Regions from separate parts of the Mus musculus genome. Here region 2 is linked to region 1. The links are chromatin loops, found by intact Hi-C in ENCODE. Cell type or tissue: heart. All regions are shown on one strand.

Evidence for each region. A loop is a pair of places that touch in the nucleus more often than their neighbours do. Peaks named below come from ENCODE experiments on the same cell type or tissue, not always from the same donor. Only the 100,000 strongest peaks of a DNase experiment are listed, where the experiment ranks them.
Region 2: a loop joins it to region 1, with 9 times the contacts of the local background. A loop is called at or near these places in 7 of 42 quality-filtered maps.

The regions. Positions count from the first base shown.
Region 1 is chr10:56,751,728-56,759,727 of GRCm38, reverse strand. No RefSeq gene overlaps it. Among named protein-coding and RNA genes, the nearest start is that of Gm36769, 180 kb to the left of the region's middle. In heart, no CTCF peak of the experiment used is centred here; a DNase peak (open chromatin) is centred at 4,707.
Region 2 is chr10:56,679,826-56,687,825 of GRCm38, reverse strand. No RefSeq gene overlaps it. Among named protein-coding and RNA genes, the nearest start is that of Gm36769, 250 kb to the left of the region's middle. In heart, no CTCF peak of the experiment used is centred here; a DNase peak (open chromatin) is centred at 4,775.

The DNA.
Region 1 (8,000 bases):
AGAAAACTCAAAAAGCAAAAAGCTCTTAACCCAAAGCATCCAGGAAATCCAGGACACAATGAGAAGACCAAACCTAAGGATAATAGGTATGGAAGAGAGTGAAGATTCCCAACTTAAAGGGCCAGTAAATATCTTGAATAAAATTATAGAAGAAAACTTCCATAACCTAAATAAGAGATGCCCATGAACATACAAGAAGCCTATAGAACTCCAAATAGACTCAACCCAAAAAGAAATTCCTCCTGTCACATAATAATCAAAACACGAAATGAACTAAACAAAGAATTTTAAAAGCAATAAGGGGAGAAGGTCAAGTAACATGCAAAGGCAGACCTATTAGAATTACACCAGACTTTTCACCAGAGACTATGAAAGCTAGAAGATCCTGGGCAGATGTCATATAGATCTTAAGAGAACACAAATGCCAGCCCAGACTACTATATGCAACAAGACTTTCAATCACCATAGATGGAGACAAGATATTCCATGACAAAACCAAATTTGCACAAATCTTTCCACAAATATAGCCCTACAAAGGATAATAGATGGAAAACACCAACACAAGGAGTGAAACTACACCCTAGAAGAAGCAAGAAAGTAATCTTTCAACAAACCCATGCAAGCATAATTTTACCTCAACAAGAAAATTAACAGGAAGTAACAATCACTTTTCCTTAATATCTCTTAATATGGAAATTAATATTACCAATATATCCCAATCGATTGAAACTTAGAAATATGAGGAATTAGAAATTTGTTGGCTATCATCCAGTGGTCTCTCTCTATTTTGGTAATGGGAGAAATAGGCCCAACATTGTACAATCCATATACATTTTCTGCTTGTTTGTACATGGCAGGGTCTTGCTGTGTGGCACATAATGGTCTTGAAAGAATGCTTCTCCTGTCTCAGCCTCTCTATTAGTAGGATTGTTTATTTGATGTTTTTACACTACACTATGGTTTTCAGAACACCTTACATATTTCAAAATTATTTATACAGCCAAAAGAAATGTAGACAGCTAATTTGGGAGGTGGCTTGTAAGAGAACAACAAAGAATGAAGGCTTTGCTTGATATTTATAATTATTGTATCAATTTTGAATAAGAGGACTTTATAAGTTACTCTTATTCTGAGATGAATGCTTTTCAAAATCATCACAGCCAATGAACCAGAATCTTACCCACACCTAATGTCTGTGCCAAGCAGAACCATTGTTCATTGAAACAGTTGATGAATGACTTCATGGATAAACCATCTTAATACACACACCATTTCTTAAATGGATATATTCTGTTCCCTGTGGGCTGAGAATGACGACAATCACCCAAGTCAAGTAGCTTTGACTGTATCAGGAAATCTGTATCCAAAAATCGTGCCTACAATTCATTCCTTGGCGCAGCAGAACTGTCACCTCTTAGCTTATCTACGATGGAGGTAAAATTCTTTGGTGATGTGAGGGACATTCAAGTACAGCCTTATTAAAATGGACTCCAATGTCCAAAAACTGTTCTTATTTTGTGTTTGTACCACAGTAAGAGCCAAGATTTTAAGCTCTACTAAAAACAAAACAAACAAAAAGACTTTATCTATTTTTGCTCATTACAAAATGAATAGTGATATATTATCTTAAAATATCACACAATTAATATATTTGAAGCTATTTAAAATTTATATTGAGAAAAAAGTATGTATTTTCAATATTTCTGTAGATAAACATCTACATAAGACTTTTCAATTGATTGTTGTTTTATATCAAACAACTTTTATACCACTCATTTTTATTTTTACAATATTTTATAAATTTTAAAGAATATGATAAAAAATGAAAAGTATTGCAGGTTTTGAAAGGGGGATCTCTGGGGTACAAAAGGGAAAGAAAAATGTGATAAGTCTATTTACTCAAAATATGTTTTTAAATGTTAACAAATTCAATAAATTGAAATTATGCATCTTTTCTCATCATAATGCAATAAAACTTAAAGAAAAAAAAGATTAAATCTTATGAGTGTCCCCTCACAGGGGTTGGGTTAAGCTAAGTAGCTGAGTCAGAGAGTTATACTAGTTTTCAAATCACATTGCTTCACCAGAAAACTTTGTAAAGAAGAAGATTCTTTTTTAACAGAAGTAACTATTGGAGGAAAGTTTGTCAGGTATGTTTAGGAAAAAAACATACGCCATTACTGTAGAAGCATCAAGCTAGTGAGACTCCAGTTTTATTCATTAGCAGTGACTTAGCACTTCATTTATTGATTTTTCAACAGTTTCACTATCTAACAAGGGTGCTGAAAACTCTTTCTCCAGGAGAGTGAGTCACTGACACACCAGGTAACCAGTCCTTGTGTTATTCTTGCCCATCTAGTGCGTCTGCACAACATGGGTCACAATAGTGGTCCAGGCAAGCAGTTGATGTTGAGGAGGAGAAATGAATCAAATGGATCACGGACTAACATGTTGGTGTCACCATTTAATGTCGAATGTGGCGACCAACTGCAACCTCAGAAACGAGGATTTTCAGGGGATGTATTTAAGGTGTTTCTTCTTAACAGCTAGTTTGATCACACACTCAACTAAGTCTCATTGAGAAAAAGTTGCAGAGACTAGGATTTTTCATCTGTGACTAACTCATATCCACCACTGCACTGAGGATTCTCCAAGTTTATCGTAACCTTTACTCTGTGCCATGATATTCATTTTGGAAATACCACCTGCTGAGTTGATTGGAAAATAAAATCTGTCCTCTTCTTTACAAAGTTTCCTGGTGATGCGGTGTGATTTGAAAACTAATGTAACTCTCTGACTCCGCTACTTAGCTTAACCCAACCCCTGTGAGGGGAAACTCATAAGATTTAATGAAATTTCCATGGTTTTACTAACTTCACAATAGACTTTAGTGTTGTCCAGCGTACTCCACTTGCTTTAAGATACTCAAACACTCCCTTCCATCACCCAGCCTCTTACCAAGAGCAATGTTGGAACATGGTTCTCCAGGTTCTAAGTTGAGCTCAGGTTCAATGATCAACTAAAACTGTCAGTTAATTTTATTCGAAGATAAGTGATGAAGTGTCGCGTCCGCTCTCGACCAGCAAGAACGACACGACCACCAGTCCTTCTAACAGCAGTTTATTCAGCAAACCAGTCTTCCTCTCTCTTCTTTCTCTTTGTTTATATCTCCCAGTAATAATAATCCTCTCTCTAACCCGGGCCTCTCACTCTTATATACTCTCAGCCCTCATCCACTCACAGCAGGCCACGTCACCTCACCAGGTACACAGCTTCAGCTAATCAGGGCAGCAGGGGCATATCTCCACCAAAATGGATTCGCCAGTATCCTGGTACACCTGCGCAGCTCTTATGATGGTTGTGGCTTATATTCAGATGAGGAAGTCAGGTGCAAGTCATAAGACTTAGCTGCAGTCCCTGGCGCCTTCTTGGGACTGCCACCATACCCGCTCCTCACAACGAAGACCTCTGGATGTGTCTCTGCTGATATTTCCAGAGAAAATCCAATCAAAGAGCTTGGACCTAACCACTAGATTAATCACTTGATAGGATAATAATAATAATAATAATAATAATAATAATAATAATAATAATAAATAGCATTATTGACAGGCAATGAAAGATAAGGCATGGATCTCAGTAGGAGAAAGTGGGTCACCAAGTGTATACTTGGGACTATATCTCTCCTAACTCTTTCCTGTGTACCTTTTCTCTTGTTCCTTATCCTCCATGGAGAATCTCTTCTGTCATTTACTCCCACTACTGTGACATTTGGCACAAGTGTGTGGACTTAACACGAACTAGAATTTCAGAATCAATTTTCCGCCCCTCCATTTGTTTCTATCAGGTATTCACAACAATGCAAAAGTCATCACTTTCTTAGTGCTAATTTTCTGTCTGAATCTCAAGCTATTATTATTAATTTTTTCCCTTCCTGTTTTAACAATCACACTTTGGGGACTAAGTGTGCTGATTAGTTTTTGTCAATGACACAAACTAGACTCATCTAGGAAGAGGGACAGCAGTTGAGGACCATCACATTGGTCTGTACCTGGGTCTGGAGGATGTTTTCTTGATTAATGATTGACGTGAGGTGGCCCACCTGGGCAGGTGGTGCTGGGTTGTTTTAAAAAAATGGCTGAGCAAGCCACAGGAACACAAACCTGTACGCAGGGTTCCTCCAAGCTTCAGGCTACTTCAGCTCTTGTCTCCGAGTTCTTGCCTTGGGCTCCTCAGCAGACTCCCGCTGAAGACAGACTGGAATGTGGAAGTGTAAGCCAATGAACCCACCTTCCCAAAGTTGCTTTTCATCACTGTGGCAGAAACCATGCTAGGACATTTAATTATACAGTTTAAAATCTCAATATTATATGTGATTTAAAAAAGCACGGTGTAAAGCTTAAACATTGGAGATAATGCTAAGTGGCGAATTTAACCACTTTTGTCCTCATTTAATTTTTCTTAGGCATAAGAAATTGAAAAATCAAAGTAGTTATGCACTGATTCCCTTTAGATCCTAGACTTATGTTTGGAAATACTTTAGGATTGTTTTTGCAATGCTCCCGTTCTCGCCCCAGCCGCCTTGATTTCAGACCAGAACCCTCTGTCATTTTATTGTAGGAGCCACCCAGGAGCATCTCCCAATTGGTTTGGCGCTGATCCACAGTGTTGTCATAAGTCTGTCATCCAGTGATGGATATCCCATCCTGCACACATTCCACGTGGTGATCCAATGTGGAAGGTAAAACGTGCCCTATGACACGGTGACATTGTCTGCAGAGGATGTCAATTCTTTGTGAATATTCCCACGGAGAGCCCGACCTCTGTTCATCACAAACAGGAACTTTCTTTTCTTTTTCTTTTTTTTTTTTTTTTTAACCGGAAGGTAGAGTGAGAGAGGAAATAGTGTTGACTTCTGGGAGAAGTGGCATTGGAAGTACAGTTTGCTCTTGGAACAATTATGGGAAGCTCCACAGAGCATGTCCTTTTTACTCAGTATAATAGAAATCCCTTCCACTCCTCTGAGGAAACAGCAGTTCAAAGACAGGACACAGAGTCCTGAAACTCTGGCAACTTTTGAATAGTGTTTTTTCTCTTCCTCACTAGCAAACTGAAAGTCTCTGTGTAGGTAAATTAAGCCGCATGGGTCTCATTTCTATTTGACCATGCTAATTTCCTTTTGCATTAATTGGCTTGATCTACTCGATCCCACTTATTTATTCAACAAACGTACAGTAAACATTTTCTTAGTATTGAGCCAGTTAGTACAGATCCACAAACAAGTAAGAACTCTTAAGAAGTATATAGTCCACAAACACATGAATTGCAAACATAACCATTCTGATGAGCATCTAGGAAACATGCAACCAAATAGTGACAAGTGAGCAGTCTTTCGCCTGATAATCTCTTCCAGAGAAATCCCAACCTAAGCTTTTCTGGGCCCACAGACTGGGAGATTCAGCCTTTTTAAAATCATGTAATATATTATTTACAGTACAACATCCACCCTGCTGGAAACACACAATGTAATACTGTGCCACAGTTGGAATCAAAGGACTAGGAATAAATGCATGTTTAAAACACAATACCAAGTGATTTAAAATGAAACAATTATAGCACTATGAAATAGTAACCTAAGCACAAATTATAACAAACACATACCTACCCATGATGCTCATCTCCTACACAAAGAAAAGGAAAGTACATTAAAATAACAGTTTCTGTTGTAGAGGGATACGGGAATGGAGACAATGTATAAAGGAATTAGAAAAACAAGGAAATATTTAAGAAGGAACTTGGACTGTGTGACACAAACTAGACAATGTGCCTGACTCAGAAAATACTGAACTGAATAAGAATAAAAACTAGCTACAGTGCATAGCAGCTTGGAATAGCATTTCGTTGCACAGAGTGTTAGTAAACCTTACTGGATCCAGGCCAAGGTCCTGCAAGTGACATCTAGAATGACTGATGGATACCCAACCTCACGGTGTCTCTTAACACTCAGCAGTTCATCCTTGTCCTTGAATGGGAATTCAACTATCCTAGTAAATTAAGTTCTATTATTGGACCCTTTCTTCCCAGCAGCATTGATAACTTGTCTAATGCACACCAAATTAAATAGGGCAGGAGCTATTGAAGATTTAAAAACTGGTCCAGAAGTCACCCTTTCCTCTGGATCACAGTGTTGAAATGGACTGCAGATGCTACAAGTCTCTGCCCTTGACTGTCCTGCTCTGTGTCACTCAAGAGTGAGTGCCTGCTAGTCATCCCATTGTGATTTATCTCTAGAATTGCACACAGCCACTTGTCCTCTTCTGTTTTGTTTCCTTTAACAAAGCAAACCCCATATTTCCCTTCCTGCTGTTAGGAAAGTCCCACCTCTTTATCCCATTGTCTTTCTGGAAGTGTGTTAGAGAGCTCTGCCTAGTATCTTTACACACCAGAATTCTGCCTCGTGCCTAATGGGATCAATCTACCTATTTTGTCTTAGTAGTTCTCGATCTCCCTCTTGATTTTCAACCAATCCACAGACGCTTTATTTTTCTGTAACCTGCCTGTCTGCCCTTCAGTATCATGAAACCAGAGGTCTCCCCAAAGTGCATCTAATGCCAGCTTAAGAAAGAGGCAAAATGTAAGTAATTCTGCCCAAACCCCTGAAGTCAGAGACCCTGGGTTCACATTTGCTTACTCCCTGCAGAGACACAAGCAAGTATGCAGTGGCGCCTGTGGGATGAAGTAGTAAATGGCATCTCTTAGGGTTGCTATAAGCATGGAAATAATATGCTCAGAGGTCTTACAGCAATAGCTGGTGTGAAGCACATGCTCTAAAATATTGTCAATGATTTTTACTATCTCCTGGTTTTATTCTGCCTGAGTGGCTCCTCTTCTTTACAGCTTCAGTGCTGGAGCTAGGAGAAAAAAAAATCAATGATTCATTCCTTCTCCCTTCCCTTTTCCCTCTACCCCTCCCCCTCCCTCTCCCCCTCCCCTCCCCTCCCCTCCCTCTCCCCCTCCCCTCCCCTCCCCTCCCCTCCCTCTCCCCCTCCCCTCCCCTCCCCTCCCCTCCCCTCCCCTCCCTCTCCCCTCCCCTCCCCTCCCTCTCCCCCTTCCCTCCCCTCCCTCTCCCCTTCCCTTCCTTTCCCTTCCCTTCCCCTCCCCCTTAATCTCCCTCTTTCTCTCCTTCCTCCTCTCCCTCTTTCCCTCCCTCCCTCCCCCCGTCATTGTTTCAGAGAATGAAATATAGTAGAGTGGGAACAGTCCAGAGTCTGATTTCAGATGACCCAGGTCAAAGTCACAGCTGTCCTTTACTCCCTGTGTGATGCTGGGGAAAGTTTATCTCCCCTGCTCCATTTCCCTGTTTATGGAATGAAAATAAAAGTGACCTCTACCACCTGGGGCATTTGCCAGGATTCATCACAGTAAATCCTGCGAGAGCCCTGGTGGTGGTGGTATTATCTAATAGCCATCACTGTTGTCATGGTTATCTGATGTCTGCTTTCATGCTGCTAGAAAGTATGTCATAGTACTTCCTGAAGAGTCAATGAATAATGACCCCAGTTCAATGTTCTCATAAAAACAAAATAATTTATTACTGTGTGTAAGTCTTATTGTTAATTCACAGCTCCGGTTAATTATTAGTATAAAGGAAATAATCTGTGAGTAATTTAATTGTGTCATTAATATTTTATCCTTTAAATTTTAAAGTAGGCACTATATAATTCCACCACACGCAACATTTAATTTCCCCCTAATACTTATAAAAATGTATTTCTTCATCAGTTTGTAAAATCAAGAGCAGAGTGTGTAGCACTCACATTTCACTACTGTAACAAATATCTGTGATGATCAATTTAGAAAAGAAAAAAGGGTTGTCTAGACTCACAGCTTTGGAGTTTGAGTCTGTGATTCTTTGGCCTTGTTGTTTTAGAAAGCACTGGAGAGTAAAACTGCTTTCCTCATACCCAGTCAAGAAATAAGAAAGAGGAAGAAGAAAGGGG
Region 2 (8,000 bases), 72 kb after region 1:
AGGACCTCATAACAGGGAAGTCTGCCAGCAAGTGGCAGGCCTCAGGGGCAGGAGCAAGAAGTTGAGAATTCACATTTCCAAACCCAAGCAAAAAAACTGGGAAAGCTAACAGAAGTAAGGGGAGGCTCTAAAAACTCAAAACCCTTCCTAGAGGACTACTTCTCCTGGCAAGGCTCCATTCCCATAGGTTCCAGAACCTTCTCAAACAACACCATTAGCTGGAGACCAAGTGCTCAAATACCAAATACCAAAGTGTTCCACAGTCCTACAGGCAAGGGATTGCCAAAGAAACATGAAATGCTCTATATATTTGCATGCAGTTTGTATAAAATATATAGGCATATTAGATGAGGAAACTAAGAATGCTAGCAATTATTTCTCAGTTTTTTCACCTTTATTTTTATACTAAAAAGAAATCCTGTGTGATTTTTCTTAACAGAGAAAAATGACTTAAAATGTAAAATGATGCTCACCATTTGGTATGTGACAAACATGAAGCTATTGTTGGATATTAGAGATAAGAAAATGTGGTAAATTGACGGCATGTATATGTATATACATTCATACATAGATATTGTCTTTGGGTTTTGAATTTCAAAACAAAATATTTCAAGCTTTTCAGTGAAGATATTCTTAAGAATGGAAATACAGATAGTTATATTAAGCAGACATAATAAAATAGATTTTCCATCTCTATTATACATTTTTTTCACTAGCTAATGATTCTTTTTTCTGATATACACACTAACATACAAAGACATTAGCAATGCATCTGCGTGGGTACCATGTCACACACCTGTAATCCCAGCATGTGATAGCAGAGGAGGGAGGGGTGAATGTTTGTGACCAGCATGGGTTACATAGCAGAAATGTTTTCTAAGAAAACAGAGATGCATGTAAAAAGTATAAATATAACACATTTATAATGGACCAAACCTAAATTTTCCTCTTTCTCAAACACTTAGTAGATATAATTACAGTGCTGAAACCTCCATTTGTTTCAAAATGTCAGCAGTCCACCGAAGCTAACAACAGTCCTGTGTCTGTCTTCCCAGGAAGGAGTCCCAACAGGACAGAAACAGAGGGGTTTAGATCTCTTTAAATATATAACTGTATTATCATCATTTCTGTGAAATAGCGTTTTAAAAATAGACCCTCCCTGCAACTTGTTGCTCAGGAAGAATATCATGGAAAAAAATCGCCATTGCTGTCTTCCTATTCCAATAATTTTCTCCCCCGGCCTTTGGCCCTAATGCTTAGTTTCCTAAAAGGCTTTATGTCTCTCACCTATAAATGTAGTTTAGACTATCTCTGCATTGCGTCCTTTTTCCAGAAAAGAAAATAAAAGCTTAGAAAGTTCTCTTAACTTCCCCCAAACCACACAATCAGTAAGTGTTAGAGATGAGTTTTGAGCAGTAGCATACTAATACCAGGACTGGTTTCCATAACCATCATTTGGTTCTTTAAATCTCTGGTTATCAGGCACCATCAAACACACTCTCTGTGTGTGAACCACTAACCGGTGATGTTGTCATATTATCCAAAACTGTTTCCCAAATGGTCTGCAAGTCATATTCAGGATGACCCACAGACTCTAAATAAATACATTAAGGAATTCAAGTTAGCGGACAAAAGGGGAAGGAAGAAAGACATAAAGTGAGAAGGTCAATTGGATTTATACTGGAAAGGTTATTCATCGAAGGGGAAAGAGCCCGGCTGGAGAAACAATGACTCACAGTGTCTATGATGTGGACAGGAAACTGGTAAGGAAATAAATCACAGTTCTTCAATGAGAATGCTCTTACATCAGTATGAACTGTTCTCTACTTAAGTTCCACATTTCCCATGCCAAATACCTGCATAACTGCAAATTTGGGGATGGGGGTTTTAGTTGACTGATTGAGATAATGTTATGTAGCCCAGGCTAGTCTCAAACTTGATAGAGGGTTGAGGCTGACCTTGAACTCTTGACCCCGAGTCTCTGCTTCCTACATGATGGTATTACAGGCGTGAGCTACCACACCCAGCTTGACACTTCTTATATTGTGATTAAAGCCATTTTTGAAAGTGAGGGGGGAAAATGATTAATGGTTCAGTAGTAAAAGTCAACCTAGTGCGGAACTTGTCTTCCAAAGCGAATTCCGTGGCCTGCCCTTCCCCAGCTTTGCTGAGCTGTACTGCTGATCTTCTCTTAGGCCTTTGCTTAACACGGTGATGTCCAACCATCTAATTTATGTGCACGTGCTTTAAACAGTTTTCCTTCTGTAAATTAGTGTTTGATGAATCAGTTGGTCAAGTATTAAAGCCTGTTTTCCCTTGAATTTGTTAAATATAATGTAGAATACTTTTACTATGTAATCCCCTGTTTGGCTATCTAGATCATTTATGTGAAATAAGATACGTGCTAATTTTATTATAAAACTGTTTGCGCTGGGCGTGGTGGTGCACGCCTTTAATCCCAGCACGCGGGAGGCAGAAGCAGGCAGATTTCTGAGTTCAAGGCCAGCCTGGTCTACAGAGTGAGCTCCAGGACAGCCAGGGCTACACAGAGAAACCCTGTCTTGAAAAACCATTAAAAAAAACAAAAAACAAAACCTGTTTGCATGAAAAGTTGGCTGAGGGGTTAAGAGTACTTGTTGCTTTTGGAAAGGCCTGGGAATTGAGTCCCTACACCTACATGGCACCTCACAGCCATCTTTAAATTGAATTAAAATTCAAATTCCAGAGGATTCAATGCCCTCTTCTGACCTCTGATGGCACTAGGCACACATATACATATATGTGGACAAAACACATATTCATAAAAATAATCTTTTTCTTAAAAAATAAAACCTGAAAAGTCAATCATTAAGAAATTACAACTTTGGTTATTCAAACTAACAGAAATAATATGTAACTTTAATTGAGAAGCAGTAGAAATTTAAAGCACTTTAGTATTTCCCTTCTCAAATTTATTTTACATGAAGTATCATTTTCTATAGCTAGCAAATAATTAGAAATGTTACTATGAAGACATTCTTAGAGAAGTAACTATTATGAAATGCTTTATATGAACCCCACTGTCTAAGCACTTTTATATTTGGGTTTCAGATTCCTGGTCTATTTTCAAACGGAATAGGTGGACTCCTATGACTTGTCACAGTGTTTAAACTTTTTTTTACATTCATTTATTCATGTATTTATTTATTTGTTTATTTACTGTGTGTGTGTGTGTACACTATGATGCACATGTAGAGGTCAGAAGGTAACTTGTAGAAATCATTTCTCTCTCCCCAGCATGGGGGTTCAAGGAAATTCAGTAATTAGGATTAGCAACAAGCAGCTTCAACCACTGAGCCATTGAGCCATGGACCCTGCATGATGTTTTAATTACTAACTTTTATAATGTGTCAAGTACCAGTTTTAGAAAATTACTGACACTTCTTTTTCAGCAGAGAATTTTTTTTTCTTGCTATATATGTGCACATAGGAACCTGCCTCCTTCAGCATGTTGACTTCTTTTAAATTTATGGACCATCTTATTCTGTATTATTATAAGAGATCTGGAAGAGATAAGGGAAGATGCCTCTTGTTCGTTGGCTTACTAATCATTTAGTTTAGATAAAATACAGATAAAAGCTTTGCTCTGTAGTGAACTTTTGAGCTTGTTTTATCTATATTTCCTTAGTTTAGTGTCCAAATATAAAAATCCTACAAATATCAACTAAAATCTCACTAGTTAGATGAGGGGTGTTTTGTTGTTATTTCTTCATTTATTTGTTTTATAATAGTTCCTTAATCATAAGCATAGAAATTATAGCATTACACAGAGAGACAGACAGACAGACACAGATAAAGACACAGATACACAGACACACAGAGAAACACACAAAAACAAACAGACAGGGGCACACAGAACAAAAGGGAAGAAGACAGAGAGACAGAGACACACATACACAAAGAGAGAGACAGAGAGACAGAGAGACAGAAAGTCAGAGATCAACATAGAGGCAGAGACACATAGACACAGAGAAACACACAAAGACACAGAGACACAGACACACAGAGAGCGAAAGAGGAGATAGAAAAACAGAGACACATATGACACACAACACAGAGAGAAAAAAAAAGACAGAGAGACAGAGACAGAGATGCAGAGACACACAGACAGAGAAACACACAAAGGCATGCATACACACACAGACACAGAGAGAAGGAGCCAGACACACACACACACACATACACACACACACACACACACACACACACACACACACACACTTCACAAAGTTGTTTCCTGTTTACAAGATAACCCTGGAGTCTGCTAACAGTCTCCCTCCCTATGGAAGCTTAGGTTTTCCCCCCACGGATCCTCTGAAAAGCAAGGTCATTGTATTTTGTTTTGTTTTCAGCATTTTATAGAAACGGAAACATGTCAGAGTGTCAAGCTCTCTAAATATCTTTTCACTACATGAAAGCAGAGGTGATTTTCTTTTCAGCACCTTAACACACGAAGCAAGCCTGTTCAGTTTTCCTAGTTAGAAGAAAACTCTATCTGGCTCTTACCTGAAGGAAAGAGTGAAAGACACCTGGACATCTGTGATAGTTACTAACAGTTCAAGTTTTCAGATGAGTGACAGCCCCCACCCTAGAAAATTTGAAATCAGTGCATCACGACACACTTCCCTGCCAGCTTATTGTGTTTTGAACAATAGGTGAGGCAGACCATGGGAACCGTACTGGACATGTGTTCTCTGGGAGCATGGGATGTCATTCATATATCCTGGTGGGAAAAGTAGGTGGACAGAGCAGAGTCATGGGCCTGGCAAACAGCTATTTAGGGGCGCTAAATTGGCAGGAGGAAGTTTATTTTCATTAGGAAGCTCCTTTGGAGCTATTTGTACATGCACAGAGAAACAATTTCTTTTGTATGGAATTTTTATAAGTTGCTCAGGTTGGCCAGTGTCTATCAGGGTCAAACTGGTTTACCACTAGCCTCCTATTCTACTCTTTCATCTCTCTCATGTATTTTGTATCTCCTACATGGTATTTAAGGAGTATAATGACTGACTACAAAACATTATCCTAAATGTTTAGAGGTACTTTTTATTCCATTGAACAGATGATCAGTGTACTGGCTAGTTTTCTGTCAACTTGACACAGGCTGGAGTTATCACAGAGGAAGGAGCTTCAGTTGGGGAAATGCCTCCATGAGATCCAGCTGTAGGGCATTTTCTCAATTAGTGGTCAAGCAGGGAAGGACCCCTTGTGGGTGGTACTGTCCCTGGGCTGGTAGTCTTGGGTTCTATAAGAGAGCAGGATGAACAAGCCAGGGGAAGCAAGCCAATAAAGAACACTCCATGGCCTCAGCATCAGCACCTGCTTACTGCCCTGCTTGAGTTCCAGTCCTGACTTCCTTCAGTGATGAACAGCAATGTGGAAATGTAAGCTGAATAAACCCTTTCCTCCCCAAATTGCTTCTTGGTCATGATGTTTGTGCAGGAATAGAAACCCTGACTAAGACAATCAGTTAAACACAACTGTATCTCCAAACCCCAAGAAATATCAAAAGAAAATGTATTCCAATTGTACCAACCCCTGGAACAAAGAGGGGTTCTCAAGGAGGTAGATAGTTGATAATCCGATGGGCACAAATGCAAAAAATTCTTCCATTTCTTAATTATTATTGCAGCAAAGAAAGCACTTCATAGGTTATTAAGTTAATAACTAAAAGAGTTGAAATCCTTACATAAATCATGGGAAAAGTAAATGGTTTTGTTAGATCAAATTAAAATTCCTACATAAAATTAATTGAATTTTTCTAGAATTTCACGTAAATACAGCTATGGTTGGAAGATGTTTAGGTTTATGAGTGTGTGATGTTCCTTCATCTGAAGACTTTTCTTTTTCATCCTGCCTGCTGCTGCTGCCTTATATTTCTATAGAAGATAAAGTCCTGCTGACTTCATATCAGTTACACTGAGCCACTTTACCTTCTATATACTCACGCAGGGCAGTGGAGTCATGTGATCACTTCACTTCCCAAAGGCAGAAAGCATCCACTGTGAGTCAGTGCACATCCTGAGGGAAGGACCCGCTTTCCCTTTCTGAATGCAATTCCATAGCCAGAGACCAGCCTGATTTCTCTGATATTGCAGACTTCTATTTGAGCAAAATGCCATTTCTCCTGTGATCTGGCTTAAACAAGTCATTGCCTTTAGCTTGACTGTATTTAGATTGTTCTTACAGTTGAAGAAGTGGCCCTAGTTTAAGTTTCTATGCTTTAATGGGGAAAGCATTTTCTGTTTTTTTGTTTAGTGTTATTTAATCTCCCTTCCCCCTCTTTTGAAACAGTTCTCTGTATTGCTTAGACTAGCCTCAGAATAATTTTGTAGCCAAAGATACCCATGATCCTCTAGCATCTACCTTTGAGTGCTGGGGTTGGGTTTTGTGCTCTCCACCAACTTAAATACACCCCAGCCCTTATTTTAGCTTTTTAAGGTAGATTTTACTATGTTGGCCACAAATTCATTATTCTACTGCCTCTGCTTCCTAAATGCTGGTATTTCAAAGGTGGACTTCCTAACATGCCTGGCTGGAATAGCTTTAAAAATATTAAAAATCTACACTTTGAATGCCAGTAGTTTTGTGCCTGTTTGTGTGTGCATGCTGGACATTATCTCATTGTATATTTACTAAAGGACTTTTGGGTTGAGTTTTGCTTTTTGTTTTGTTTTTCAAGATAGGATTTCTCTGCATAGCCCTGGCTTTCTTAGAACTTGCTCTGTAGACCGGGCTGCCCTTTAACTCAGAGATCCACCTACTTCTACCTCCCAAGTGCTGGGATTAAAAATTTGCACCAACACACACATGCACAAACATACACACCACCAGGAACTTTGATTTTTATAGTGATTCATTTTAACAACCGCTTGAATATTTTTTATTGTTGAATGTATGAGAAGGAAGTGAAACAGAAAAATTTTAGGTAATTTATTAAAGTCACTATTCTATATTCTGTTGAAGAACAAATATATGATATTATCAAAATACTTATGACATAGTTATTTTTAAATTGGATACTAATCAGAAATACAGATATAAACAATCCTACCAAAAAAATACATTAGCTCACTTATGGGAGCACCTGATTTTAACCAGCTACAACTTTATAAAGTAAGTTTATAGGAACATGTTTAGTGAGGGCCAGAGAGTTTATGAATATAGTATAATTGAGCCTACTCAATGAATCCATGAAATAAAGTCACCAACTACTTTCACAGCTCTAGAGGTCTTGGAAGCTATGACTACATGAGTTTGGAGATCTCCCAAGCAAGCATTGCCTTGATGCTGTTATTGCCAAGGTCAAGCAACCATCCCTGACAGGGTTGTGTATGTTAATCAGCTTTTAAACATTTGAATTTTATAAACTTGTAAAAGGAATACAAATACTCAAAAAATAGTTTAATGTGGGTGTGATGCCTCTCACCTGTAATTCGAGCTACCTTAAAAAGCAGAAGAATCATGCATTTGAGACCAGCCAGGGCTGCAAAGTAAGATCGTATTCATAGAATAGACACACAACACAAAGAAAATCACCACAAAATATCGAACTAGGATGTAATGTTATTATGGATTTTTTTTAAGTTTACAAAACTTAACATAATTTGGGCCAAAATTTCAATTAAAACTTTTAAAATGCAAATATATATAAAACAACTTTTAAAACACCAGTGCTTGGGACATAGCTCTGTGTGTTTGTTGGGTGGAGGTTGGGGGCATCTTTAAGTGGCATACTCAAGGCCATGGGTCTGATTCTCAATGTCACAACCAAAAAAAATTTTTAAAAAAGAGGCCATACATAATCCCTATTTTATTTATTTGATTTTTTTAAATAAACTGGTAAAACTTTTATTTGTTATGGTCCTCAAATCGACAACAGGAAAACACTAGACTATCCCCCTGCCCCCCCCAAAACCCCCCCAAAAAAACCCACTGTTTTATAGCCAAGATTCCAGTCA